Regions from separate parts of the Mus musculus genome. Here region 2 is linked to region 1. The links are chromatin loops, found by intact Hi-C in ENCODE. Cell type or tissue: heart. All regions are shown on one strand. Each heading gives the region's core, and the rest is flanking DNA. Links, peaks and the distances in the headings are about the cores only.

Region 1 (15,384 bases), core at 2,717-10,716:
TAATATCACCATGTCTGTGCCCAGTCTGACAGTGAGTAGTAATGCCTGGGTTTTCTTAAGCTCTGCTTCTTTCAGACTTCTCTTGAGAATCCACACTGCTGCTTGTGCAGGCAGCTTTCCTTGACAGCTTTACCCCATAGTCCCTGCTTATCACTTGGAGTCTTTTATCTTCTGGCCATAACAGAGAGGATCCTTATTGGATTCCCAGAAAGCAGAAGCTGAGACAGTGAGTCTCAGGCAGTTTCTGCAAGCTTGGGGTGGAAGGAGGCTCAGGAGACTCACCAAGTTCAATGAGTTTGAGTTTGACTTTGCCCTCTCTGCCTTAATGTCGTTTCCCTTCTTTATAATGAGCTGCTTAGATCTCTACCACTTGAGCAAAGAACAGAGAACAAGCGAGGGGACAGAGTTCGTGAGCATGGGACAGTAGGCATCCTGTATTCTTGAAGTCTCACTTGGCCTGCCCCAAGAGAACTTCTGTGCATTGTGACATATTTTCAACTTCTGTGTTCTTCCCATCTCAGCCCAGCCCCACCCATCCACCACCATGGTAGGATGATGATACTCTATGTCCTGTACTTTGAGGGTCCCCCTTGTGATTGCTGTTCTCTGCTTTTTGATGGCAGGTGTTTGGGCCTGTGAGTCCAGTTCTCTACAATGATCCACCCTTAGTCAGGAGCTATTTTCTGTTTTTCAAAATGATAAAGGTGTGTGAATGGTACTCTATGCTATCAATGTTGGAATATTTGTTACTGTCTTTGAATAGACTTCCCTCACTATTTGTTAAACAACAACAACAACAACCAACCAACCAAACGAACAAATAACCATTCATTGCTTAAAGGCCACTTCTTCTGTGACCTTTAACAAAACCTAGATGCTCCATGACAAAGTTGCTACTTTCCTGCCCACATGGCTCTCTGAGTTTCCTTATGCTCTTGGCTTTATACTTCCTGTCCAGGTGCTTCTTTGATAGGTAACTATTGGTCGAGTAGCGCGTCCCTATGTGTTACTCTAGGATCCATCTTTTGTCTAGAGTTTTATGATTATTGGCCATTTCCAAGGAGATTGACAGTGTCATGATTTCATTAGATGCAAATCTCCTCCCTTTGTGTCATAGGAAGGCTGAGTCTTGGATACAGCCCATCTTTACATCTCTAGCTCCTTGCTTGGTGTCCAGGACTTAAAAGAAAATGCATTTGATGCAACCTGGAAAGCGCTCACAGGCCTAGGTAAGTAATGTCAAAAGTAGATAGCGTGAATTTAGGATTCTTTCCTTCTTCCATCAAAAACTTTCTTCCTCTTTGACCAGGGCAGGAAATTGCACCAGCAGGACTTCACTTCTATGTAGTATTTAAAGCTTTTGTTTGATATCTTATATCAGGGCTCCATCTAAAACTGTATCATCCCAGGAAACAGGGAGGGCACCACTTCTTGTTTTCTCCTCTTCCTTTTACCAAGTCATGATCAAAGGCATCACCCAATTATAATAGCAAATGTAACTATCTGTGAAATAATATATTTCAATGAAAATAGAGAAGAGACCATAGTGAGGATTAACATGGAAGGCACAATCATTTGATCATCTCCATTAAGATCTTATTTGTTGAGGTCCCTCTGTGTGGCCATCACTCAGTTAGGTGTTGAAGCTATTAATTACAAAGCCTGTAAGTGCTTGGTCTCTGCTCTCAAAGAGCCCATATATACATGAGTAAGTCAGGGCTTCTGTGCATGAAATAATCATAATATCTGATCGATACAAATTATCCTCTCTACTGGCCTGTCCCGTCTGGGAAAATTTTAGCACAAAGGGCCTAGGATGGCAAGTCTTTGGTATTTCTACCATTCATTGCAAATAGGACCCTGAGATAGTTATGTTCCTATGATTATGTAATAATTATTTACTTCTTAGCATTAGTATCAACCCCTGAAAGTCTCCACCTCTATCTGCTCGTTGACTCACAGACCACAAGCCTTCAGTTCATTGAGCTCACAAATGCTGCTCTGAGAATGAAGCCATGACTCTTTTAGCCCCAGATTCTTAGCCACAGCCTAGACTTTACTCTCTTCTATACTGTCCCTTGCCTTTTGTGGCCCCTGCGCTTTGCATGCTATATCTGAGAGCCAATGTGATCCCAGAGCAGTACTGAAAGCAGACACAGAAGGATCTGGGGAGCTCGCTCACTAGCCAGTTTTGTCAATCAATGAGTTCCATGCTCAATGAGAAATCATATCTCAAAAAATAAGAAGGTGATTCTTAAAAATATACCTAATATTGACTTCTAGCTTCTGTACATGCATTCATAGGCACATACATTTGTATGCACATGTGTAGACACACATGTACCATGCAAACACATATGTATACACACATGGAAGAGGGGGAAAGAGATGAATAGGGTGTTTGAGGGAAGCAATGATGATTTGGAAAAGAAGTGAATGAGAGGATTCACACAAGGTTTCCTAGAACAGGGACATGACCACTAACCAATGACAAAGCTACCTGGGAGACAATATTAAGCAAGGCTGTAGGAGGCAGGATGCATCAAATGATCAACAGATAGACTGTGATGTTTGTCCTGCATCCAGAATGCCAAACCACAGAACCAAGCAGTACATTCTGGCCAACTCTTACATCTGATGACCTATTTGAAAAATATTTGCTTCCTGCTCCTGAGACCTTAAGCTCCCAAGCTATAGAAGTCATGATTCCCCCAGTAGACAAAATAATGGCCCCATTGAACTAGAAGCTGAGTAGGCCAACTAGCTACATTAGGCTCTTTGTGGTTATGAAACAATAGCTTGATAAAGAGGTGGTTGTTACATATTGAAGGCAGAATAATAGATCCAGAATGCTGAGAATCCTGTGGGGCATCTCTTAAAATAGATACTTCCGTGGTGACAATGTCTGTGTGACTTTGTATAAACAAGACCATCAAAGGCTTAATATGTAGTATATAGCTCATCCACAGTATCAGTAGTTTTTCTTGTTGCAACAAAATGCCTGACAAAGCCAACTTAGGGAGAAAGGGTTTATTTTGGCACATGGATGTAAGGGATCCAGTCTGTCATCTTGTGGAAATCATGGTGGCAAGAGAGTTAAGTAGGTAGTTACATTATATCCATAGCCAGAACGGAGATAGAGATAAACGGTGCCCATACTTTGTCCTTTACCCTTTTTAGTCTGTCAAGTACCCCCCACCCCCACCCCAGTCCATGTGTTGGTACCACCCACATTTAGCTCTCTCTGGAAACACTTACAGAAATGCCCACAGGCATGTTGCCTAGGTGATACTACATCCAGTTGACAATGAAGATTCACTACTACACTTACTGGGTAAGAACTTTATCCAATGCAAAAGTAATAACTGAGAGCAAAGAAATTGGAAGTAAGAGGAGTGGGCCAGACTTAGCATCACTGTCACAAATGCCTGAGAGACATAACGTAAGGAAGAGAGATTTATTCTGCCTTGCCGGTTCAGAAGTTTGAGCTGCTGACCCTCCCACCTCCCAACTCCATGCTCAGGAGAGTGTGAGGGGACAGAGCAGCCTGGTGACTATAAATCTATACAACAGATTAATCTATTCATAAGCCAGTGACCTCATAATCTAGTCACAAAACCCCACCTCTGACCACTGCTGTGTTAGGGACCAGCCCAGCTTTCTGTGAGGTGCCATTTAAGGTGAATTATTCAGTATCCATCATTCAACTGCACTTGTATCAGAATTTAGTTATGAATTGAGTTATGTGGGAGCAAGACAGAGTGCAAGGCACCCATTTTTGTGATGTGGACCAGGGGAGATAGAGGCATGGTTCTACACCCTCAGTACAGTGATAATGTTCTGATTGGTTTCCTGATCTAAAAGCACTAGATCCACCAAAAGCAGTATGATTGTGTCACAGTCACTGTTTCACTATGGGGGTGGGGCCAGCCCCCTCAGCCACTCAGTGCTGCTATATGGCTTTGGAAATCCTTCCTAGGAACTCTGTCTAGTCTAAAGCATGCTCACCAACCTTCCTTACTACCCTCTTAGCTATACACACTCTTCATAGATTTGAGTGCTTAAACTTGCTAGAGTGGCTTCTACTGTGGACATCTTAGAATCCTGCCCTGAGTGCTGGCTCAGTATGGCCCCCACTCTTCTCATTCATGTGTCTCCATTCTTCCTTTCCCTGTTCTTTTCTTATCCCTTCTCACTTGGCATAAGGTTGGAGAATAAGCAAATGTCTTAGGTGGGTTTGCGTTGCTGTAAAGAGACACCATGACCAAGGAAACTCTTATAAAGGAGAACACTTAATTGGGGCTGGCTTAGAGTTTCAGAGGTTCAGTCCATTATCATCATGGCAGGAAGCACAGTAGTGTGCAGACAGATATGGTACTGGAGGAGGCAAGAGTTCTACATCTTGATCTGAACAAGAGGAGACTGTCTTCTGCAGGCAGCCAGGAGGAGGGTCTCTTCCATTCTGGGTAAAGCTTTAGCATAGGATCTCAAAGCCCACACCCACAGTGATGCACTTCCTCTAACAAGGCCACACCTCCTAAGAGGGCCAAGCATATTCAAACCACCACAGCAACCTTCTGGTCAATTCAGCAGTTTCACAGAGTGAACTTCTTCATGCATACCCTGGGCAACTGAAGGAGAATCCAGGCACAGGAGGAAAAGACTAGATTCTTTTACATTAGCTGCTGATGGCATAAACTACCTGCTGTGTAATTTGCTCAAAACCGCCTGCCATATCAGCAGTCTGCCTGAGATTGTCTTTGACAAAGAGGCTCCTACCTCAGAAGCATTTCAAACGATTCTAATTCTTAACAGCTACACAATAGGAAGTGGGAGGAAGAGGGGAGAAGGAGGAGGAAGATGAGCCATTAAGAATCACTCTGAAGAGCCAGAGGGAAGGCAAAGAGTTGAGTGGGTGGGGAGGTGGGGAGGATCTGGGAGGAATAAGGGGGAGAGGAAGCCACGATCAGAATATATTGTATAAAAAATATGTTATTTTCAATTTAAAAAGAAAAAAAAAAGACTCTGAAGCCAGGACAGTGGGGCTCATTGATTCATAGATAAATTACAAATACCAACATACCTTGGTCCAAAGCTATGGATTATCTCTGCAACAAGACCCTTGCTGTTCTGTATACTGGACACACAAATGTAAATCAGTCATATAACATTGTTAACTCGGGAGCTTCCAGCAAGTATTCTGCACAATGCTTAATGACAATGCTATTTTCTCTGATAAACAGATGAGAGGTGCAGATCAGCAATCAGATGCCCTGGGTTCTAGACTAATCTTCGTCTCCTCAGAGAGATGCTTCTCGTTAGAGACAGGCTGAGAATCACTGGGCGAGTTTGAGTCAGAGACAAATGAAAGAGGGGGTGGAAAGTTATTCTGCAAATGTTTGATGGTTCCCAAAGGTAAGGAAGGCATCCTGTGATCCTCATGACTCAGATCATTCCCCCAAAGACTTCACAGTCAGGAGTCCCAGAGGGCCTGACTCATCCTGATCTCTTCCTGAGCCCAAGTGGCTGGCCCGCATTGGATGACGGGAACTGTGGGGACTTTATGTAACTTCTAACTTTGGCTCTACCATCTGCTAGCTATACAACCACAAGCAGGTGTCCTCAACATCCTCACCATTGAGGTAAAGCAACGTTTCTGCCTTCTGTGCCTGTCATGCAGATGGAGTGAAAGAGTCTGTCTAAAGTGTCATAGTCGCGTAAGGTTCAATACCTGCATGCAGCAGCCACTCTAAAGAGCTGACAGCTTAACAGTGCCTCCAAATTTTTCCCCACCACCAGTGCTCTGCCCCATGGTTCTGTTCCATCCAACCTTCAAACAATCATCTCTAGGATGGACCAGCAAAAAAGGTCTCTAGTCTGTGACTTACAGTTTCAATGCAACTTCTATGTAATAAGATTTAGCGACACGGACTGCTTATTGTTTATTTAGGGAAGCGTTGGGGGTTGAATACAGGGCCTCACACACACTAGAAAGTTCACCATTGAGCCTCACCAGAGGCCCACTGGATCTTTAAAATGGCCCAGAGAATTGCTGTACTTGTCCATCCACTGAAGCTGTTTGTTGATGGTGCCCCCCACCCCACCCTGTGAGCCCCATACAGGCACTACTAGAAAGGACAGCTTCAGGCAAGGGAGATCGCCATGACTTCTCAGGTTATAGAGAGATGAGAACACATTGTACATGATAAGCCGTTGAAAACACAACTGTTTTTCCGGGCCAAGTACCTAGGAACAAAAGGGTATCTCAAGCCACAGCCAGGGGCATTGGCAGCCTTTGTAGTAGCCGGAAGGATCCTGCCAACCACATAAGAGCCACTTCAGCCCAGCAGATCACACTAAAGTCCTCAGTGTGCCAGGAGCATGGGGCATGGAGTGAAATGGAGCTGGCAGTGCTCATGTACGTGATAATAGCATTAAAGGCAAAGGACATGGTCTCAGGGCCGTAGCTTTCTCCCTGCCAATCGCATTTAAAGGGTCTGCAGAAAAGGGAACTCAGCTGGGATTACTTTGTGGGGCAAGAGGAAACGCTTTGTACTAAGGACAGTGTCGGGCATTTGCTTTACGGCTGGATGGACATGTCAAGCAGCTGGCAGTCCTTGGAGCACATCCTTGCCACCGCCAAGTAGGAACTGCCATTCTCCATGGCTCAACCATGAGTCCTCTCTAAGCCAGGAGCCAAGACTGTGTGCTGACAGACACTAGCTAGAGGGCTCGGGCACGTGTCATAGCAAGCTCCATGGCTAGCAAGGGAGCAAGGCAGCATCAAAGCCCTGTGACTTTTCTGGAAGTGTGGCTATAGCACCTATATGCAGTTAACATTCAGAAAGGAAAAGGAAAAAAAAAAGTCAGGAAAGGAGTAAGGAGAAAAGACGAAATCAAACAACATTCTTGGCATTTTTCAAACATCTGTGAAATCCTCATCATTATTTCTGATGTCAGTGTGACTGGGTTTAATAACTCAAAGAGGTGTGGATTCCTTTTAGAAGCCACATGCAAATGTGGCCGAGCTGACTAATCGACACACATAGCTATCTCCTTAGCTTTAGCGTTTAGCATTTTGACTGAAAACTCTCTTTACACACTTGCAGGCCATGTGTTATTGCTATTAGTGTTTCTCAAAACAAGCTGGAGTCAACCTCTTACTGCAATTCCCATTTGTAGCAAACCATCCCAATCCTAAATAGAGCAAGCCGGGGGGTGAGGGCACAGCCTTGACCAGGAGGAGCAGAGTATGACAGTATCGAAAGCTTTAATAAATATTAAATCCTCTTTTCCCCTTTTTTTTCAATATCCCAGCAACTGCAGCCCAAGATGCAGCAGGTAACAGAGCTGCAGCTCCCCAGTGCTGCTCTCACCTGGCCCTCTGCACTGAACAGGAAGCCACAGACTCCACAGGGCCTCCCCAGCCTGTGGATATGCTGTTGCTCACAGGGCAATCAGCTGCCGAACATGAGGAACTTGGGGACTCTGCTGTCTGGTCATCTCCTCACCTGTGAATGCCTTTCACCCCTGGGAGTGATCCTTGGCTTGCTGTTCTCCCAAAGAGCTCTAAACACCCCCCCCCCCGTCTCACTGGCCAGCGGTAGGTCTCTCCAGAACCCATCTTACTGTAGGTCCAAATATACCATCCTAGTACTGCTTGTAAGATCTGTATCCCTCCAGCTCGAATTGCTATAACTAGGCTGGTTCCCAGCAGACATACAATCGTGCCTTGGTATTGGTATAGAGGGTGGAAGTGGGGGAGGGAGATTGATTCCAGGACATCCCACAGATACCCAAATCCCAGATGTTTTAGTCCTTTGTATATAATGGCATGCATTTTCACAGAGCCTACACACTTCCTCCATATACTTTAAATCATCTCTAGATTACTCACAATACCTAATACAAAATAATCCTTTGTAAATAGTTATTATACTGGGGAGACAGAACCTGTAGAGACCATCTCCAGTAGATAGGTATGCCCCCCCCCCAGTTAAAGAATAGGTCCACCCACCCATGTCAAGAAGTTTAACCCAGAATTGTTCCTATCTAAAGGAAATGCAGAGACAAAAAAAAAGAATAGAGCAGAGACTGAAGGAAAGGCCATTCTGAGACTGCCCCACCTAGGGATCCATCCCACCTGCAGACACCAAACCCCAGTAGTATTGCTGATGCCAAGAAGTGCTTGCTGACTGGAGCCTCATACAGCTGTCCCCTGAGAGGCTCTGCCAGCATCTGACAAAAACAGATGCAGATACTCACAGCCAACCATCGAACTGAGCCCAGGGAACCCAATGGAGGAGTTAGGGTAAGGACTGAAGAAGCTGAAGGGGATGTGCAACCTCACAGGAAGAATAACAATATCAACCAACCAGACACCTCAAAGCTCCCAGGAACTAAACCACCAACCAAAGAGAGCACACGGAGGGACCCATGGCTCCAGCTACATATGTAGCAGAGGATGGTCTTATCTGGCATCAGTGGGAGGGGAGGCGTTTGCTCCTATGGAGGCTCGATGCCCCAGCATAGGGGGATGCTAGAATGGTGAGGCAGAAAATGGGGGAAGAGCATCTTCATAGAGAGGGGAGGAGGGATGGGATAGGGGGGTTGCTGAGGGGAAATGGAGAAGGAGGGCAACATTTGAAATGTAAATAAATAAAATAACCAATAAAAAATAGTTATTTTACTGTATTACGTAGGGGATGATGACAAAAAATAAAGGTGTGTACCTGTCTGCACAGATCCTACCATTGTATGAACTCTATAGTGCCTGACCCAGAGTTGGTAGAATCTATAGGAGCTGGATCTACAGATACCAAAAGCCAGTTCCAGCCCTACTGACACAGTTAAGCTAGACACTCCTTTCTGACCTCCATCACTTATTTCTGCGTGCACACACACAACCCTAAGTATCTTAGCTCTTCTAATGTGTACTCAAAGATCCTCTACTGAGTCTTTCTTCGATGTAAAGTAACTTGCCCAGAGTCCCCAGTGGACAGAGGCGTGTTCATTCTCGGGTCAGGGACCACCAGGACTATGTTACTGAGATGCTAAGATAACCCAAAAGTGCATGTGGGCTCTTAAGGCAGACATCTAGAGAAGACTCCAGGAGGAGGTAGGACTCAAGCGAGAAGCTGAAACTCAAGTCAAATGGGTCACAGAGGATGGAAATAGAAGACAGGAACTCCAAGTTTGTCTGACTCTAAATGCAGGGCCAAGGGATGACAGATCCCAGAGCCTGGCTCTGACCAGGTTCTTCGCCATGTGTTATTTCATGTAATACTAAAACCGGCCTTATGGTTGGTTTCCAGTGATGGTCTGTCACGGGATGAGAAAACCAGAGTGTTGGCAAACAAGGCCACAGTCTTTATTGACATGGTAAGTTGAGGTGCTTTCTCAGCTGATGAGTCACGGTGGGGGGTTAGGCAAATGTGAATGGAAGAAATGAAGGCATATAGATTTCTGGAATCTTGCATCTCAGCGCCCTGGATTCCACACTCCAAAGCCCCCTTTGGGCACTGCCATATCTACAAGATGGCAGAAGAAGGTACCACATGCCCAAATCCTAAAGAGTAGGCACTGGATTTAAAACAATTGAAAGCCTCTTTAAAGTGTGTGTGTGTGTGTGTGTGTGTGTGTGTGTGTGTGTGTGTGTGTGTGTGTGTGTGTGTGTAGGTCACAGAACCATATTGCTGTGTCAGCTCTCTGCTTCTATTTTTACATGTTTTCTGGAGCTGAACTCTTGAACAGACAAGCACCTTTACCTTCTGAGCTATCTTGCAGGATTGACAGCCTCTTGGTTTTGTTTTGTTTTGTTTGTTTTGTTTTGTTTTGTTTTGTTTATGAGCAAAAAATCCTGATGTGAAAATAAACCTGTTACTAATTCTGTTTCTAGATAGAATAACTTTTATCCTTCCCCTGGGGTGGGCTCAGAGCAGTAGAGATCCCAGCCCTTGGCTGTCTTTGGAATGACTGGTATGTCTAAACAAACTAAGACTTGTTTTGTTTTTTGAAACCTCTAAACCACTAATAGGAATGGAAGTTAGCAGAAGCCAAGCAGTCAAGTTTGTAGGTTTCTTGGTCTTTGATGCAGACAACAACGTCTTTACTGAGTCTTCTATGAATCGGTTTCATTTGAACTGCTGGACTTGGGGGCAGGGAGGGGAGCGCCTGCAAAGATAAATAGCTAAGGCTCCTCTCTCTATCTCTCTCTCTCTTTCTCTCTCTCTCTCTCTCTCTCTCTCCCTCCCTCCCTCCCTCCCTCCCTCCCTCCCTCCCTCCCTCCCTCCCTCCCTCTCGTCCATTCTCAGGAATACACAGGAATACAGTGGCAGCTTTCAAGTATCTTACAAAGAAACACCCTGGCCTGTCTATCCCTTCCATTTTCTCAGACTCCTAGCTCCACCCCCATATCCAAGTTTTACAGCAAGGATTAAATAAATAAGCATGACAAAACAAGGAACCGGGCAACTGGGCTTTGCAAACACCTGAACACAGTTCTCTCTGTATGCAAATGAGCCCGGAAGCATGGGCTGGCATCGAGATGACCCTGTAATCCAATCCCTTCTGTGCAAATAAGAATTCGCTCATGGGGTAGCTTGCTCCTTGCCTGAGACTTCCATGCAGGGGAACTGAGTCAGGCCTTGGCCTTTGACTACAGTCTGCTCAGAGGTTGGCAGCCTCTCAAGACCAAAGGGCACTGAATGAACTAATGCTAGAAAACCAAACTTGGGGCTGTTTGGGGGGTTTTGCCTGTTTGTTTACGTTTTGTAAGGCATAGGGCTCAGAGTCAAGTCTGGGGGTCAGACCATGCTGATCAGAAGGCTTACGTACAATCACAGCATCTCAGCTCTGAGCTCCCTACCCATTTGTTCCCAGGCAATCACATAAGTTCTTAGCACTGCTGGTTTTCTGTCTAGAAATGAGAGGGGGAACGTAACAGTGCCAGCTCTGGTGGCCTTGGAACAGTGCCGTGGGCTTAGAAACACGGCAGAAACCATACTATAAGTTACCAATGTAGCACAAATGTAAGAAACTGTCTGCCAAGGGTACACTGGTCTCCAGATGGGTATATCTGAACAATTCAAGTTGTCTGGTTGTAATTCTGATTGTCTCCTTCAAAGAAAGAAAATGTAGCTACCTTCTAGGTAGGACAGTCCAACATGGAATGATCACTTGAACTTGCTCAAATACAGAGTAACGTGTCCAGACAACAGACTTGCACGCTTTATATAGGCAGGAAAAGCTCTTAGCAGTTTTATCTTCCTCCGGAAGCGTTATATCTTGTTTAAAGAAGTTGGATTTTAAACTGGTTTTTTTTTTTTTTGAGATGACACTTACAAAACGTAAACTTACCTCAATAATCCCCATTAACTAATTAATTTTTTTTTTGCGTTATCTCTTACTAGGTTGAACGTCCTTCTGCCTTTGCTGTGTTGTGGTTCTGATGAGTTACCTCCACACTCACAGGGTCAGACAGCTGCTGAACATCGTTAGACGTGCCCAGTCCATGTGGACTCTCCTGTCACAGACACAGTGTGCCTTTGCGGCCACCACAGCCATCCTCATTAGCACATATTTTTATCTTCTCAGTCTTGGGGATGCACTCAAATGCTCGCTGACCAAATGTTCCTATAAATAACACCTCAGATCGTCACCTTCCTAGTTTATACTTACCTGGAAGCTGAGATCTGAACGCTCACCTTCTGCTTTAATAAAGCAGCCCCATGCAGGCGGTGCAGTCTTACATTCCCTCCACTCTGCCTTGGGAATACATATGCCCCCCAACCCCTGCCTGCAGTGCTTTAGTGCTTTGCTGTCAGAATCCTACCCCCTTTGCAATACGGTGTAACTCCATCTTCCCCTAAGAAGCTGTCAAGGCCAGGTCTGATTCAGTACAAGCAAATACAGTAGCTGTATCCTCACCCTTGTATGGAACTGAATACACGATGACCAGTATATCTGCATTCTTCCTCCCGGATGGAAGTGCCTGGAAGGCAAGGGCTGCCTCTCTAGCCACAATATTCGGCTCCCAGGAAGCGCCTCACTGCTCTTTTCTGGATGCGATGACAGGAGTCCCGCAAGGCAGAGAAACTGAAATACAAACAAAAAGGCCCACCTTACAAACACTAGCTCTCTGAGTACTTCTCTTAGGATGAATGTCAGTTAGTTCAGGACCCCCAAAGAGTTTTTTTTCCATAGAAACTTTGGCTCTACACACCTCCTTAGAAAATATATTTTAAAACCACTCGCCGGGTACTGATGGCACACTCCTTTAATCCCAGCACTTAGGAGGCAGAGGCAGGCAGATTTCTGAATTCAAGGCCAGCCTGGTCTACAGAGTGAGTTCCAAGACAGCCAGGGCTACACAGAGAAACCCTGTCTTGAGGGAAAAAAACAAACAAAAAAAAAGCACAGAAAAACAAAGAAACCACTCTGCTTTGGCCAAGCAGAGGTATTACTATAACAAGAGCTATGGGTTCATATTCATACAGGTAGCTAATCAACGGGGTTGAAATCAACGGGAACAGAAAGCAGTAATACATGGCTGGTTTCATTACCAGAGCATTTGGAGACCCAAAGAACATCTTAATATTGACTACTGTGATCATTAACATTGGCCAAACACCCTCAAGAGGCAAGGCAATACACGGAAGAGAAGTTGATCAAACAGGTGTACTCCAAGCTCAATAAGACTGTGCAAGGGCAGACACAGCATTTGAACCTGGCATTATAGAATGACCAATGGGGCAGATAACGAGACTGTCACATGGGATTTGCCCTAAACCTGTTGATCCACCTTGAACAAGTCCTTTGGCCACGCATGGAGAACTTCAGCTTTGCCATCTGCAAGGTAACACTATCCTTTTGTCATTCATAAAATTCTGGGTCTGTTCCCATTCACTTGCTGTGAGAGTGGTAGAGGCCTCAAAAAGACAGAGCCTAAATATCCAGTGGAGCTAAGCTCATGTCTATGTGTGGCTGATGCTCACTATAAAGCCTACCCAGGCACCAACACAGTCAACGAACTTGGTCCCATGGGGGCTCCCAGAGACTGAACCACCAACCAACGAGCAAGCAAGGGCTGGACCTATGCCTCCCCTCATATATGTAGCAGATATACAGCTTGGTCTTCATGTGGGTCACTCATCAACTGGAGCAGGGACTGTCCTTGAATCTGTTGCCTGACTGTGGTTCCTGCTCTCCTAACTGGGTAGCCTCGATTGGCCTCAGTGGGAGATGATGTGCCTAGTCCTGCAGTGATTTGATGTGCCAGGGTGGGGCAATACCCAGGGAGGTCTCACCCTTCTCAGAAGCAGGAAGTGAGGAGAGGGACTATGTGTGTGTGTGGTGGTGGTGGTGGTGGTGGGGAACCAGGAGAAAGGGGACTGCTATTGTAAAGTTAATTAATTAATTTTAAAATGAGCCCTTCCATGCATGTTTTCTTGGGTTTTGTTTTGTTTTGTTTTGTTTTGTTTTGTTTTGTTTTGTTCTTGCATGGTTTTCTGGGCCCTAATGGTGGTTTTGTTATTCCCTTTCCTTTTTTGCAAGAGAAGACTGTATTGATTACATTTCCAAGCTCACCTCACAATGTCACCCCCTCTGTTTTATGTAATCCTTTCTTATCATCTTATAGCTGTTCTCCCCGCCCCTAGCCCCTCCCAAGAGGATCCATTCAACCTGAGAAACCTACAACATCTGGTTTGAATGTGCTTTTGTAAAAGGTGCACGGTTTTTTGCTTTGTGCCTATCTATTTTTAAATCTCTAGCCTGGATCTCAGGTTGTATATTTCTGCTTTCCTGGGGAAGCTGGCAAGGACTCCCCACTATCCCACCCTCCCTTCCACCTCTGAGGATAACTGAGGGCCAAGGGCGATCTGCTGGTCCTGTGCTCTGCACAGGATAAAAAAGCCGGAAGTGGCCACCCTCGCCGCCAACGGAAGCGAATCACAGCGGAAAGATGAAGCGCGGAACTCACTTCATCCGAATCCTGTTTTTTCCACATTGTGTGGCTGCAGGAAAATTACTCATTCAAAACAAACAAACAAAAACTAACAAACAAACAAACAAAACCTCCACTTCTTGGTCCCATAAAATAAGGGGGAGAATAAATCATTGAGGGTATTGAAAAGGTTCTATAAGAGAGGCTCAGAGCAATAAGTCTTGCTTAAATTCTAAGTAGATGGCAGCTGAGTTTAGCGAGACTTACCTAGCAAAGCATTCACAGAAGCAGAGCCCCCCGGGTCTTATGTGGGAGAGATAACTGGGAATGAAAACCACATGAGAAGCCTAGAGCTTTAAAGACATGGACAGTGGAAAGTCACACAGCTAAAGATCTGATCATTAAGCTTTAAAGTCCCCCGGGGTAAACGATCCAGAATAGAAACATACAAGGGTCAAAACTGCTCTCCTCTACAAAACTGGTCTTCCACGTCTTCTTCTCTCCTCTCTCCCTCTCCTTCCCTTCCTTCCCTTTGTTAAACTAGGCACTAGCTTTCCTCAATCCCAAATAAAAGTCTCCCGCACCTGTAAATATGCCAACAATCCGATGTCAGCGTCATCAGACTGCTGTACCCGGGCCAATCTTTATCCCAATGTTTGCTATTCAAGGAAACGTAGAGCTACAGAAAGTTAATTAGTGCCTAAGAGGTCTATAAAGGCCATCTGCCCCACAACTCTTTTACATTCGAGGACGCTGGGTACGTGAAGAAGCCTCTGCCACTGTCATTTATTTTGAGCAATGTGTTCTGCTAGGCATGCCACGATCACGCACGCAACTCCACAACTGACACTCTGATGTCTCCGAGTTCTGCATGAAGACAGAAGCAGCTCAACATTTCCATAGAGCGAAGAAATACTCTGCAATCCCCTCTAGAGCTACTGTCCTAGAGAGGAATACGGCTTAAACGCAGTCACGTGTTGCTGAACCCCAAAGCCTCTCCCATCTCCTCACCAGTAACCTTTAAAGGGCATACCCTGGGGAAACAATGATCCACAGCCAGTGCCCTTCAGCGACATGAACTCTGGGCTGTGTGTCTAAGCAGCCGGAGCCAGGTGAGTCACAAAAGTCACGCCCAAAGCCACAATGATCAGAGCAGGATTGTGAAAACCCCAACCCCGCCCCGCCCATAGCATTAGCTCAGGGACGCAAACTGTCCGCTTCCTCAAAGAGATGGCTTTCAACAAGACTAATGATTCATATGAGATCAGAAAATCTGGTGTGCTTCTATTTATACCCTCCAAACTGGTTCAACTGCCCGTGCAAAGTGTTCACACATGAGATAGCATCTGCTGACTTTCAGCAATTGGAAAATTACATTTTTCTTTTGTTTCTTAATATAATATTTGTACAGTTGTGTTTATTGTTTAGGTCAGTCTCTC
Region 2 (15,384 bases), core at 4,701-12,700, 140 kb before region 1:
ACTCATTTTGGAGTCCCTGCCCTACACAATCTAGAAGAGCCTCAAACACAAAGGTTTAATATCTTCAGGGCTCATAGATTTGATATGCTTGGTCACCCGGCAGTAGCTCTATTTCAAAGGATTAGGAGGCAGGGCTTTGTTGGAGGAAGTGGGTCACTGGAGATGGGACTTCAAGGTTCCAAAAGCCCAAGCCAGGTCCAGTGTCTCTTGTTCTTCCTGGTGCCTGCAGATCCAGAGGTAGAACCTTCAGCTACCTCTCCACTACTAGGTCTGCTTGCATGCTGCTACGCTTCCCACCATGATGACAATGGACGAAATCTCTGGAAAGATAAGCCAGCCCCAATTAAATGTCTTCTTTTACAAGAGTTGTTGTTGCTATTGTGTCTCTTCACAGCAATAGAACACAGACAGAGACAGTGTGTCTTGATGTCCAGAGTTTTTAAAGGGGCTCACTATGCAGGTAAGATTGATTAAATCACTGACTACACAACTCCTTTCTATGTAAAACTGTCCTACCTCCCCGAATCCTCTAATCTTACCACTGGCCTCCCTCCTAGCCTAGAGTTTATTCTTCTCATTGGCACAAGTTTGGGTGTAGTTCTATGGACCCCCTATTAATACAGAGATACTCCTATCATACAGGCAATTATAAAAGTTTATGATGCCTTCAAGGAACACAGGCAAATATCAAATTAATTCTTTATTCTAGACTGTCTGCCTTTATCCCTCCATTTAAAAGCTAGCCAGCTTGGGAAGCAATACCCTGGTCTCAACCATCTGTTCTGGCCCCTAATTACTTGCAAGTGAGCTTCCTTTTATATAAAACCGGAATCAAGACTCAGAACAGAGGCGAAGTCACATTTTGTTTCTACAAATTTGCTCTACCATGAGGTTTCTTCCCGTTCGAACTCCCCAAGGCATTTAGAATATAATAACAGCCCCACTCTCCTGGAACTTCCTGTGAACCAGCCCTGCACATGGAGCTCAGGGCACTGTGGGCAGCGGGCCAAGGCCTGCCTTGGCCCAGCTGCTTCTTAGTTGAGGGACCCAGCAAGGCTGCCCAGAGTGAGTGACCCTGGGTGAATATTTTTCCAAGACCTCATCTCCATAAGGATTTGCAGCACCTCAAGTCTGTAATGTCTGCTCCATTCTAGTGTCTCTGTTGGTCCTCTGATGGTCAACTGGGCAGGCTGATGGCATCTTCTGGATGCTGGGCTCAACCTGGGTCCCCCCAGAGAATCGCATAGGTGCAGGAATTCATGTTGAACATACTTTAAGTGTATTCTTTGGTAATTACGTACACGTGTACAATGCATTAGCTCACATCCATCCCTCCACTTCTGTCTCCAGTTCCTCTCCACACCCCATCAGCACATCCCCTCTCTCAAGCCTACATCATCTTGCTTGTTTTAACTATCCACAGAATCCACTCACGACTTCCTGTGTTTTCACAGAGGTGGAGGATGGGCAACCAAACAGTGGCCATGCCCCTGAAGAAAAGTGACTCTCCTTACCCCAGTGGCTATCAACTTCCAATAGCTCCTTGCCCAGGGGAGGGGCCTCATGCTGTGGTTTAATTGACTTGATCTTATGCAGGGAACCATAGCTGTTATGAGTTCACAAGTGTGGTGCCATGTCACATCTGGAGGGCAGCACTTTATAGCACTCTTCAGTACCTTCTGTCCTCTCTTATTCAGTGTTGCTTGAGCCTAGCTTACTCTCCTCACCATCATGCTACTGTTGCGCCAGGGGTACACCTTGCCTGGCAGGTCAGTAATGTAGCACACAGGGTCCAGCCCTGGGTAAGACCACACTTCTCTCTTCCCTCCCATTAGCCTGACATAATACCTTCTGGAACTATGAAAGCTAGCCAGCAGAGATGAAGTTTTCCAGTTAGTTTGGAATCGATTTCCCGATGTCAGATGCAAGTCTTCACGATCTTTGGGCGGTGTCCTAGTGTTCTGCCTTATTGCTGTGACACCATGACCATGGCAACCCTTACAAGAGAAAGCATTTAATTTGGGGGCTGGCTTACAGTTTCAGATGTTCAGTCCATTGTCAGCATGGCAGCAAGTGTGGGAGGTGTGGTGCTAGAGAAATAATTGAGCATTCTACATCCTGATACACAGGCAGTGGGGGAACACAAAACTCAAAGTCCACCTCCACACACACACTTCTAACAAAGCCACACCTCCTAATCCTGTCAAATAGTGCTGATCTGCAGTCAACTAGAACAGCCTATGGGACCATTCTTATTCAAACCACCACTGTCTCCATAGATAGCCATGGTCAACCAGGGAGGTAAATAAAGTGGGGGTGAGGGGAGGTGGGAGGTGGGGGGTGTCTCAGGTGTCTCTGTATCCCTGTTCTTCTGTGGCAGAACCTAAGCAGTGAAACTTCAGCCACCCAAGTCCCTCACATTTGCCAAGATCTATGGCCATTGCTAGATGTTGGGCAAATTGCTTTCTGTATCATCTCTAAAGTCAGGAGTGTAATAGCATGGATATCCTTTAAATCACTTTAGGTCACATTTTACCAATGATGAAATTGAAGTTTTAGAGAATTAAGATAATTTATGAGGATCACACGTGTGAATGTTTTGGTCAATGTTTGGATAAAGCATAGTCTGACTCTAGAGTATTCCCCATTCTATAACCGCTCCTCTATCTTCTATTTGCTTAAAAATGACACTGAATGCACCTAAATGCATATTGACATGACCCCATATCACTGCAGTCCTTCTTTCTGAACAGCCAAGTATAGACAAGTATAAAATTCTGGTTGTGAGGGAGCCTTCTAGAAGCAGGAGCCAACACAGCAGAGCCTAAACATGTCACTCACTATCAAGCATATAAACAAGAGAATAGTACAATTCTTTCTCAGTCCAGCACCGGACACCATCTGCCTTTCTTTGGGGAACCCTGGAGCTTCTGTGCAGGTTCCACCCAGCCCTGCAGCCTCCCCTCTGCTCTCAGGAATCCCCGGAGAGATGTTTAAACATCCCCCTCTTCTTCAGGCTCAGTTTTGGAAGAGATATATTTCCACAGGAGTCCCCAGCCAAGCTGGGGTTTAGGAGGACTCATTTAGCAGCATGCTGATGACAGAGTTGAAAGGGGAAATAGATCATTCCAGAAGCTGCCTGAAGGCAGTTTCAGCAGGAGAAAACGCACATTAAGGAGAGAAGGGAGAACAGCTGGAATTTAGAGGAATCCACAAAAGTGAGATAAATCATATAGGGTGAGATAGATGGAGCTGGAGCCTGGGGCAGAGCTTGCAGGGTGCAGGTACAAGCTCCAAGCCTCAAGCTTAGTGCTTTGGAAAGAGAAGGCAGAGGGAGGAAACTCAAACCCACTGCAACCAGAATCGGGTCATGCCAGGCACCTCACGAAAGGAACTGTTCCAGCTGTGCTCATATCAAGGATGCTACCAGTTGGTTCCAAAATGTAATGCCCACGGACACACAGCAATTCTTTAGTTATAATTCTGACATAGGTAGGAAGGGCTGGAACAGACTTCACTCTGGTTTCTGGGGTTTAATTGAGCAAATCCATCCCCATGAGATGAAATGATCCTTTTCTGAAAAACGGAACATAATAACAAATACAAAAAAAAAATTTGCCTCTTCAAGCCTCCGGGTGATTGATCTCAGATGGACTGAGATTTTCACCGTGGTGGGATATGTCTAATTTGGTATTTTTAGTTTCTATTCAAAGGTGGCAGAGGAGACCTTTTCAAAGAGGTAGGGAGTGAGGCTGGTAAGAGCAGCTGTGAAAAGGAAATGTCAAGGTGCTGAGAGACCTCCCAAATGGAACAGAGTGGAGCCAAGAGCTGCTGCAGGCAATTTCATAAGGCTTAAGGTCATTTCCCTCTTCCTGGAGAGTGAGTGTCGCAGCAGACCAAAGGCTCTGCGGCTCCTGCTTCCAGGGGATTAGTCAAGGTCATGGGGTCCCAGAAGAGATAAAAATGGAGACAGTCGCTAAATCCTGCTACTGGGTGGCTAAATCTGGGAACGCAACCCTGCAGTTCAGCAACACTTCCATCACATAGCTATGATGTAAGAGACACTGCCTTTGAGGTCTTTACCCTTCCTCTTTCATCCCTTGATGCAAACTCAGCCTTTCTAACGCTGCGACTATTTTTTCATGTTGAGGTGACTCCTCAACCCAGCCATAAAATTACTTTCGCTGCTACTCCATAACTGTAATTTGGCTAATCTTTATGAATCGTAATGTAAACACTTTGGGAGGTAGAAGTTTGTTGGAGGGGGCGTGACCCACAGGTTGAAAACCCCTGCCTTAATGGGTCTCATTCCCACCCCAGGACACTGGGCACCTATGGACAAAGCCTTCTGTTTACTGGCGCTGACGATGCCAGTTTATGCGTACCAAAGTGTTGGTGGAACAAAACATTGCTTTTCTATCCTCTGACAGACCTCTGTGGTGGTTGTTGATATAACAACCAGCTAGACAAGATGTTTACACAATAATGACATCGAAGGGAAACCTCTCTCTCCCTTCAAACACCAGAGCTGAGCGAGTGCAGTGCATTTCCGTCAAGAATCTTGTTTCTGTTCTTAAGTAGGGCATCACATCTTACTGACCAAGTGGCGTCTCTTCTCATCCTTTTTCTCATTTGAAGAGAAGGAAATTGGAAGACCATTAAAATCGTCTACCTGTGCCTGTCAGTGAATGTGCGCTTGAAAGAGTGTGTCTGAGAAACTGTCCCTCCATGGACCCTTACAGTCTCATCTGTAAATGAGGCCTCTGGTAGGGCTGCTGGGACCTAGGAGAGAAGCTGATGAGACCATGTCTCAAAAAAGTTTTATAAAAATGAAAAATTTCAAAAACTAATCTTTCAAAAACCATACTTCTTTCTCTCCAGATCTGGAAACATTTTATCGGTTGTTCCAGTAGCTATAGATGACTACAGGCTCCTTGCAAGTGGCTTGGCTCAAGAGCTGATCATTTGCCCATCCCTGTTGTGGTTTTGCAAGGGGACGTGATGAAAAGCGTTGATGGCTGGCTGCTGTTAGCCTTGGAGGTGGGGAGAGGCAAGCTGTGGTGGAATTGTTTATGCGTCTTTCCTCTTATCCACAAATAGCAATTACCTTCAGCCGAACTGCTGAAAGGTCAAATGCCTCCACTTTCACAAAACTGAACCAAGTTCTGTACCAAGAACAGAAGTTTAAGAACCAGGGTGTGATGGTCTAGAGTTTGGAGTACTGCCTTAAAGGGTGGTACACTGGAGGCGTGGCCACTGGCCTGTGGTGCCACTGTTTGGTGGTGGAGACTTAGGAAGGTAAGGCCTAGGGAGAGGAGGTGCCAACCGTGCAAGGCTGAAAGAAATACTGAGGCCCTGGCTCCACGCTCTTTTCGTTTTCTCCCAAGAGCCCATGCACTGGCAGCTTGCACACCCATGCACTCCCTACCATGATGGTCTATCTCAGCACAGGCTCAGAAAGAACAAAGCCAAAGTGATCATGGACTGGAACCGGAAAAAGTGTGACAGAAAGAAGTCCTTCCTTTTTATAAATTGTTTGGCTTAGATGTTTTGTCCTGGGGACTAAAAGCTGACCGCCACACAGGGTTGTCTGTCAAGCTGTCTTGACGAGGGCCCAGGAACCCATCCATCTTTCTTCTTCCATGTGTTCAGAGCCCTGGCTTTCATCTACTAATAGATTCCTGGAAAACGATTTGGTTTCATACCTGTGTCTACTGAAAAGACACAGGGCAAGCTCAGTAACTGGTGCCTGCCTTTTACATCTAAGTAAGGGCTCACATTCAAGGCATCTGAGTTACCCATGAGTAGATCCAAGGGGAACTCCTGAGAGACATACTCTACAGTTAGGTGGCAATTGTTGCTTTACTTTAAAGTGTGTGTGTGTGTGTGTGTGTGTGTGTGTGTGTGTGTGTGTGCGTGCATGCTTGTGGCTTGTACAAGGCTGACGGATTGGTGCTTCCCTTCCTCGTTTCACACTGTATGTTTTAAAACAAGCTTTCTCACCTGTTTACTGAGTCAGCTGGTCTAGTTCATTAGCTTGCCCCAGGAATCCTCTGTCTCTGCCTGATGGCTGAGATTATCAGTGGGTTGCCCCACTCACCCAACATTCACGTGGGTGCCAGAGACTGGAGCTGGGGTCTTGAACTCATGAGGGGGTGCATCACTCGCCGAGCTCTGCCCCCTGAATTTTTTTCAGCACACGTGCTTAGCTCCCATGGCGCCTCTTATTTTTCTCTGCCGACTTATTCCTGGTTTTGGTAAAGTCTTCCAACGTCTGGTCCTCCTCTGAGGACCTTCCTGCTTGGGGTGCAGAGCCAATGAGCTGTGAAGACTTCCAGGGCCTAAAATAGAAACTCTGTAAGAGCATTGCTCCCCCAGGGTCTCTTCAATGCCGGGTTCCTTAGATGCAGCAGGAGTCCGGCAGCTGGAAGGCCTGCCTTCCCAGACCAGATGCCTCTCAGGGTGCCCTCTGCCCCGAGCACAGGGGATGTGGTCTCTAATCGTCACCTCATAGCTCAGGCAGCATTTCTAATCCCTGCTAATTTTAGCATAAACTCTGGATTCTTTATCCTGGCCTGATGTGGAGGGGCAGGGACGGGAGAGGGGGCGGGGCGGGGCAGGGGGTGGAGGAGTCAATTGCTTTTTAAGATTAAATGAGCTAAGCCGACCAATTTCAGGATTTCTGTGGGGAAGAGGACTATGTAGATATTATCGACATCAAACCCGAGCTATTAAGAGAAGAGAAGGGTCAAAGCTTTTAACAAATAAACAGAAGCCATTCTCGGTTCTGCTAATCTACCTGGAGATGTGATGACTCACGCTGGGTTGCCTAGTAACCGCAACAAGGAAAAGTGGGCTCCTGTATGTCTCTGTGTGTGTGAGTGTGTTTTGTGGGGATGGGGGAGTGGTGATAAGGAAATCCCTTTTATACTTCTATCCTATGCCTCCTCCTGGACTCTGTAAACATGACCATTGTGTGCTGGCTCCGTTTGCTCTGGGTGAGGAATTTTGGTAGACAGGGTGACTGTAAGTAGGCTTAAGGACATGGGAAGTGTGATCTTAGACTCTGCTTGGGCTTCTTTTTTGTTGTTGTTGTTGTTCCTTCCTCTCGGCTCTCCCGTGGGAGCTGTGTGTCCTCATCAAATAAATGAGAGAGCTGTTAAGCCCTACAGTGGCTTTGGTCCTGAGAAAGTCTGGTTGGCTCTCCCAAGTTGTGGTTCTCAGAAAGTGTTGTGACACCCAGATGGCATATCTGATTAGACCCAGGGAAGAGACCTGAGTCTCTAGCCAGTATCATCTGCCAGGGAAGGGGTGGGTGGACAGCCTGGATCCCTCCATTGCCTTTCTGAAGTTGAAAGAGAAGCTCCAGTAATCTCTGATTGGCTCAGGAATGCCAGCTGCAAAGAAGCAACCAGGGCGGGCAGGGATGGACTCTTTCTTTGAAGTGGAATTTTCAGAAGGGCTCAATGTTCAGATAAAGTCACATTATAGCAAATACCCTCACACACACACACACACACACACACACACACACACACACACAAAAGCCTCTATGGAGCCCTTCTGCACGGTGGGTCAACCTCTGGATTCAGCAAATCCTCTGGGTTTAATGAGTCTGTGCAGTGATCGCTCCCTGAGGCTCAAGTGCTGTAACTGTCACCAGTACCATGAAAGTGCCAGAAATAAGATTTACCAGACAATGACTTGTACCCAGGAATAAGTGGTGTTAATGCGAGGCAGCACGGGACAGTTCAAACTGTGTACAAGCAGTGTGACCTTGGCACGTCCTGTTAGCTGGAGACCTCACTTTATTTTTGAAGGATGAGGCTCGGGAGAGCTACGGGGTCACAGTGAGGACTAAGGGAGAATGGGGTGGGGCATTCCAACGAAGGTCGTTAGAGAGGAGACTTACATCCTACCCAACACAAGTACCTTAAGCATGCCGAGCCTAACCGTTGTCTTGTCATTAGAGCTACAGTGTCTTCCATTAACAGCAGCAAAATAAAAGTTGGGGATACCTCTAGCATTATTGAGGCATGACTGGTAGTAACACTGCGCATGTTTGAGGATGGTGGTTTGATTCCATGTGTTGCAGGAGAGAGTCCTATGATGAAGCTGAGTAAAATAATGATTGCCTCATAGCCATCCCCTTTATAAATTATTTATTTTCTGTGAGGAGACCACTGGATTTCAAGCATACAGTGTGTTATTGTTAACCATAGCCACCGTTTGGACCTTGCTGTTAGGGATTACACTCAGAATTTCACATGTCAGACAAGTGCCCGATCCCTGTGCCACATGCCCAGCCCAACCAGATCTCTTATTACTAAAAGAGGTGTCTTTTTACCATAGCGTTCCCTTTCTTTATTTAAAGCAGGTATTTTAAGTAAGACTCCCACATGTTTTGGCTAAGGTGTGGGATTTCCAGTTCCCTTGCTGGTGGGCAGTTGGAAGGCTGAGTCCTCATGACAGTGGAAGACAGTGCCATCTCCACCCCAGTCCTTCCACAGGTTGGCACTGCTAAGACAGAACAGAAAGGTCGGTTCAAGGAGTTAGCAGTCAGACACATCTGGGTGCCTGCTCAGCCTCACTGACTGCTTCCTGGGCTCCAGCATCAGGCAGTCACTTAACCTCCTCCGTGCCCAGTTTTATCTTTTGTAGCGTGACTTTTGTCAATGAGCCATGACTGTGACTCACGGGTTCCGTGTGACATTAAACAAGCCAGCACATGTAAACACTTAGTCTGGTGATGGGTGCACAGGACGTGCTCAGAAATGATCCTGGTTAGTAATTGCGCTTATCCATTTTCTTCCTCTCCATTTAACATCTCTTTAAATAAGGGACTTGAAAAAAAAAAAAGCCCGACTTTGTTCTGAGTTCATGTTGGGATAGGTTAAAAAAAAAATCAAGTATACATATACGTATGTAGTTGTGTGAAGCTTCAGGATGGGACCAAGGCTTAGGAAATGAATCACTTGGAGACTTTGCCTAGTGATTGTATAAACATCACAGAATGTATTTTATACAAACAAAATGGCCACAACATCACTAGGCAATATAATCTTATGGGATTGTTGTCATAATGTGTCTGTCATTTGCCAAAAATATCATTATGGAGTCCGTGACTCTATTATCATTTCTCCCTATAACCTTGAAAACTGCCATACTTAGCTGGCTGGTAATAATGGGAAAGCACACAGTGAATGTTCTAGAAAGACACTGGTTTGGATGAGGACGTGTCAAACTGTGCAGTACCACAGTACCAGACTCAAGAACTGGGATTGACTTTCATGGCTGCCAGAGCATCATGGCAGTTATAGATATGGATGCAGAAAAATTATAGCTATGCCTCCAGAGGGAATTTTAGTTAAAAGAATACAGAGAGTGGACTATAATGAAATCCTGAAAAACAATATACGTATAGGACTCGGAGCTGGGGTCAGGGGGAGGAAGGAGTGAAGGTGAGAGGGTCTAGGTCAGGGCTGACAAAACTGTGGGAAGAGGGTGGATACACACTACGGAGGAAGCTGGAGGGATGGAAAATGGGAAGATAAGCATGGAAATGGCTACACGGATTTCTGAAGAGAGAACAGAGCTTGAGCCAAAGCACAAGGGTCCTCTGCCAATGGCTTATTGCTGAAGTCAGGGTGTGCGCTGTGCATGCATGCCTGTGTGCGTGTGTGTTTACATTCAGAGTGGCTGCGGGGCCACTGTCCCTGGAGAGAGGAGGTGAGGCTTCCTAGACACTGGCATTCATGAGTGTGTTTAGCCTCAAGCGAGTTGGTTGTCCAACCAACCAGAAAAGAATGCTTTCTGATTTATACCGGGAGGCAAAGGAGATGCCAGAGGCAAGAAGTCAATCCTTGAACTGGATGGGCGATTAAAAGAATAGGAAAGTTGTTGATGGAAAAGGAGAGGACAAAAGGCATAGAGGCTTGTGGATACTGGCCGCTGTAGAACTAGTAAAAATAGTAAAACTATTATTTGAGAAAGAAGAAACCCCTCCCTTCTGGAAGTTATGGGTAAAGGTGACTGCTTAGTGAGAGGAGTAAGAAGATGAGGACCAGTGTGGAGCAGCCTTGGACCAGTGTGGAACAGCCTTGGACCAGTGTGGAGCAGCCTTGGACCAGTGTGGAGCAGCCTTGGACAACTGTGGAACAGCCTTGGACCAGTGTGGAGCAGCCTTGGACCAGTGTGGAGCAGCCTTGGACCAGTGTGGAGCAGCCTTGGACCAGTGTGGAGCAGCCTTGGACCAGTGTGGAGCAGCCTTGGACAGCTTTTATTTTGGAAGCGGAGGTTGATCCTACCCAGACCCCCAGTTTTTCCTCTGTATGCTTGGTTTGGGGTTTTTGTTGGCTTTAGTTGGTTTTCAATTGGATTCTTTGAGACAAGCTCTTACTATGAAGCCCAGGATGGCCTTGACCGCCAACCTCAGCCTCAACCTCTCTCTTCTTATCACACACACACAGGAGGCAGTTAATAGCCACAGCAACACACAGACATTGGAAACAGAACCCCAGAACTTACTTGGCTGGTGAGACACACTAGCCCAGTCTAAGTCTGTCTATGTCGCACCTTGGCTAAGTCACCATGCTGTTTCATTTCAAAATCTGTGAGACAGAGGAGGGAGGGAAAGAGAAAAGAGACAATTTCCTTGTCAGCCAGTGGATTTATTTGGAGGGACAGTAGAAGGGAGGGAAGAACATGATTTGGTGTCATCGTGCAATAGTTCTGTGGGGTGTATACAGCAGATTGTTCTCTATGTGCATAACAGAAGCTATAGAGGTTCCCCGATCTTCCTCAGTTCTGACAGATAACTGCACATTTAAGGAGAAGCCCCTATGCTTCATGTTAGGGAAAGAAAGACATTATTGCATAGCTGTGTGGTCTAAAGTAAATGATTTAACCTCTCTGATTCTCTGTGATTTCCCTGGTCTTTATTTTTCATGAACTGGAATTTGATGTATACATACACACACATTTCTCTGTTCCAGAAGAGCATTGAAGGCTTTGGTTGTAATGGGGTCTAGGATTTACCCGCTCCTTGATACCGATGTCTCCCGTGAGAGGTGAAGAGTCAGCTCTGCTCTAGGAAGCCATAGAGGTGACTACGGGAGATGGTTTTTGTTTCTGGGATTCCAAAATCATAGAGAGGTGGGGACCCAGAGAGAGTATTTTGGGATTCACAGCATTGCTAATGGGAGAGAGTGTGTTAAGCCCGTACCACCTTAACCCCTGCGTGCTTGTGGCGGAGGATGTTCCTCAGAGTCTCAGCTCATGCTTCTGTCAGTTTCCCAATCTAACCTTACCACTTTCATTAAGGTTCTTGTAACTCATCAGTTAACAGAAGCTAAACCAAATGGAAAAGATGGATCTAGCAATGGCAATATGAGATGAAGCCACCAATGGTAATACGAACAGACCCATTTATAGGAAAGGTCACAAATGTGAATCACTGGGAATTCTTAGAGCAACGGTTCTCAACTCGTGGGGTTGCTTCAATGACCTTTTCACAAGGGTCACCTAAGACCACCAGAAAACACAGGTATTTACATCATAATTCATAACAGTAGCAAACCTAGAGTTATGAAGTAGTAAAAATAATTTTATGGTGGGGGGGTTCACCACAACACAAGGAACTATATTAAAGGGTCACAGCATTAGGAGGATTGAGAACCACTGCCCTAAAGTATCCTGGGTAGTGGAGAGGCCAGGGGTAGGGCTTAGAGTCTTATGGTGACACTGTTCATCAAGATTGTGCCCTTGTTGGGAGTGATAGCACACACCTGTGATGCCAGCACTCAGGAAATTTATTGCAAATCAGAGGCTGGCACAATCTACATGAGGAGTTGGGGGTCACAGCTGTACAGCGAGACCCCCATCTCAAAAAGACAAGAATACCACACTGATGGAACCCAGAAGCAATACAAACAGTAGGCTAGGGTCAAGGCTAGGGTCCTCTGTGATGTTCCAGGCTCGTTCTGCCTTGGCTGCCCAGCTCTAGTGTAGGAATGGTAATGGCTTATACCTCAGGTTATTCTAAGGGTGTCATGTTCTAGTCCTTGAAAAGGGCTCAGAGCAGTTCCTGGCATATAGAGAAAATGAGAATGTGAGCTTTTGATTGGTTCTCCGTATCAGACAATTAGTAACAGACAATTAGTTCACTGCCTCACGATGTCTCCCGTTCAGCACTTTGAGAGTAGATAGTTCTGTGATTCAGTCCTTCTTAGAATCACTTGGAGCCCAGCATCAATTTTCATGGGCATTTTGGGGACAACATAATAACTATTGTTTCTTTATCCATGGAAACATTTTAATAAAAAACTGTCAGTCTGTCCCAGGTCCCTAAGTGTGACTATACTCTAGATAGCAGATATGGTCACCTGCTGCCATTCAGTGCTAATTGTGCAATCCTTGTGACCATCAGGGGACTCTGGACTGCCCCTTAGCACACACCTGCTCCCCCACACCAAGCCAGTACCCAGACAGTCCAGCTGCAGAGTCTTTGTAATACTTTCCTGTGCTCTATCAGACTCTGGCCTTCTGTCCCCAGGTTGAAAGTTTTTGTGCCAGGAGGTTTCTGTAGCAGCAGAGCTGGTACACAGCCTTCCTGCTGCCCTTGGAAGGTTGGGTGTGACATGCGAGGGGTGGGAAGGTTTTGTTAGCCTCATTATTTTTTTTCTTTAATCAGAATAAATGTTAACAATAAGGGAATCTGTCCAGATTATTCTCAACCCAAAACAACCTACATTTCCTACAATATAAAACATTCAGTTATAAATCTATGTCTTTACCAGTATGTAAATAAATACCTATCAGATGTCCCCAAGGAATGAAGTGACCCTGATAGAGGTGTGTTATACAAATACTTTTTGGCCCTTGATAAAGTAGAGGTTTCATGTGACATAAGAGTCAGACGAAGCCAGGTGCAGTGACTCAGGCCTGTATTTTTGGCACTCAGGAGGCTGACGCAAAAGGTCATTGCAAGTTGGCCAGCCTGGGTTACAGAGTGAGATGTGAGACCTCGTCTGGAAAACAAAACAGGAAAAACAAACAAACAAAGAAACAAATAAACAACCCAAACCATCACATCCCAAACAAAATAAAACAAAATACCTAGAAACAGAGAAATACCAAAACAAAAATTTGAGTCCAAAGAAAGTTAAAAAAGCTGTGTCTTTTTTAATCTTTTGAAGTTAGAATATAATTACAACATTCCCCACTTCCTTTTCCTCCCTTCAACCCCTCCTCTCCATATACTCTCCACTTGCTTTGGGCTGCCTCTTAATAGAGTAAGTCTGCTGACCGTCCAGGGGGGTCCACTCTATGTGGGGTAACCACATCACATAGTTGGGGAGTCAGCTATAACAGCCATCTAAGAATTATTAGACTCTGATAATAATAGAACAAGCTTTTCCCCCAGTAGCTTGGAGTGCCTGCCTGTGGGGTTCTCAGACGAACTTCTGGGGTAGGTTTTCATCTGTCCCAGGCATGAAGATTCTGATGGTAATAATCCATGGAATTCTTCAAGGGAGGTTCCATGTTAGCACTTCCTTAGTTCCTAATCCTGGGTGAGCCATTCGAATCAAAAGATCCTTATCAAGAGATTGGTATGTTCCCAGTGCAGGCTGGGACATAAAGCCATATAAGGAATAGCTAACTCAGAGATACCTTCAGCTAGGTGGTACACAGAAACCCAGATATCAAAATTCCTTCACCTTGGTTCCTATATGGGCCTATCAGAAATTGCTTTCTTGGTGTCTTAGTTAGGGTTTTACTGCTGTGAACAGACACCATGACCAAGGCAAGTCTTATAAAAAACAACATTTAATTGGGACTGGCTTACATGTTCAGAGGTTCAGTCCATTATCATCAAGGTGGGAGCATGGCAGTATCCAGGCAGGCATGGCGTAGGAGGAGCTGAGAGTTCTATGTCTTCATCCAAAGGCTGCTAGTGGAAGACTGACATCCAGGCAACTAGGGTGAGGATCTTATACCCATACCCACAGTGACACACCCATTCCAACCAGGTCACACCTATTCCAACAAGGCCACACCTTCAGATGGTGCCACTCCCTGGTCCAAGGATATACAAACCATCACACTCGGGTTGCAGGCATTGGAGAGGAATCTGTGATTGGGCAGGGGATCTGGAAGTGGAGAATCCTAGGGAAGAAAGGAGTGGGGGTGGGGTTCCAAATGAAAGTTACCTCTACCCTCTCCATCTGTCCCCTTCTAACCTTGAGAGGAAAACCTGTTGAATTCATTGTCTTTCCCCTACCAACAGTATGCCCTGCCTTTTCTCCACCCTCCCATCCCACCTCCCCTATCTTCAATGCTGACTGGATGTCCCTGTCACCCCAAGCCTCTTTGGGTCGCTTTTAGCAAGCCTGGAGGACTGTTTGACTTGTGTGGATGAGAACACAAGTCACCCAGGCTGTGTGGTGGGTGAAATACCATCTGATTCAGACGTTCCTTCGTGACTTCCTCCCCATCTGACTACTGCCTCCAAACATAGCATAGTGGGGGTGGATCCCAGCCTCTCTCCTGTTCCCTGGGAATGCTGGGATGGAGGCATGGCTTTACCTGCAGGTAACACACACAGGGAGGTTGCTTGTTCCTCTTTAATAAGGAAAAGTGAGCCTGGTTGCGGAGTGGGGATGTCCTTGAATGTCTCCAAACTGTGGGGCATTTGCCCAGGAAGTAAGCATGCCAAGGTTGGTCCAATATGTTTATTGAGTGTGTTTCGTGTAGATTTTCTTCAATTGTCAGTCTATAGACTAGATCAGCCTTTAAGCAAAAAGGGGGGTCAGGTAGAGCATTGAAGGGGTGGTTCTGCTGTGAGCTCATTATTAAATATCTGGTGTATTAGACCCTTTTCCTAAGATCCTTTCCAATTGCTCTTTAAAGAGAACTAAAACATAAATAAAACTTTAGGAAGGACAATAAGTCTTAACTAAGGTGTTGCATCATTTCATGTGACAAAGATAAATGTTAGGAATAAATGTTAGCAGCAAAGGGCTTCCCTCACTGAGGGGTAGGAAGAAGGGAAAGAATGATCTGAAACTCAGATGGGAAAGGGTTCTGACTTGGGTCCTGGAACAGGTAGTCCCACCCCAGCAGAAAGAAAGACTGGCAGTTTTGGATCTTGTTGCCCTAGCACATGAGCACCCTGGGGCCACGGCTTTTCTGAACCTCTCATTTTTCATGTATGGAAAACAAACTTAGAGAGGGTTTTAAACAACCTGCTCTCAACTTCAGATCCTAGACACAAGATCTTAAGCAAAAGTCTCCAGAATCTAGGAGACTGGCCAGCGACACCGTGGACAATAGATGTAGGGCATGGGAGGTCCTCTCACGATGCTCATTTGCTTCTGAGTACTA

The links. A loop is a pair of places that touch in the nucleus more often than their neighbours do. Peaks named below come from ENCODE experiments on the same cell type or tissue, not always from the same donor. Only the 100,000 strongest peaks of a DNase experiment are listed, where the experiment ranks them.
Region 2: it touches region 1 in a loop (6-fold over the local background); 1 of 42 quality-filtered maps calls a loop at or near these places.

What each region holds. Positions count from the first base shown.
Region 1 is chr8:34,607,771-34,623,154 of GRCm38, forward strand. It overlaps B930018H19Rik (RIKEN cDNA B930018H19 gene), which reads right to left. Exons shown (of 5, transcript NR_040706.1): 2 at 11,929-12,096. Gm34096 (a long non-coding RNA gene) reads left to right here. Exons shown (of 3, transcript XR_001778547.2): 2 at 1,118-1,229; 3 at 11,412-11,749. Among named protein-coding and RNA genes, the nearest start is that of Gm34096, 8.8 kb to the left of the region's middle. In heart, for the core only: no CTCF peak of the experiment used is centred there; DNase peaks (open chromatin) are centred at 6,351 and 6,691; H3K27me3 peaks cover 1,055 bases.
Region 2 is chr8:34,466,174-34,481,557 of GRCm38, forward strand. All of the region lies in intron 2 of Gm46038 (a long non-coding RNA gene), which reads left to right. It overlaps Gm39160 (a long non-coding RNA gene), which reads right to left and starts at 6,826. Exons shown (of 4, transcript XR_870327.1): 1 at 6,800-6,826; 2 at 6,004-6,341. In heart, for the core only: no CTCF peak of the experiment used is centred there; a DNase peak (open chromatin) is centred at 6,408; H3K4me3 peaks cover 844 bases; H3K27ac peaks cover 3,718 bases.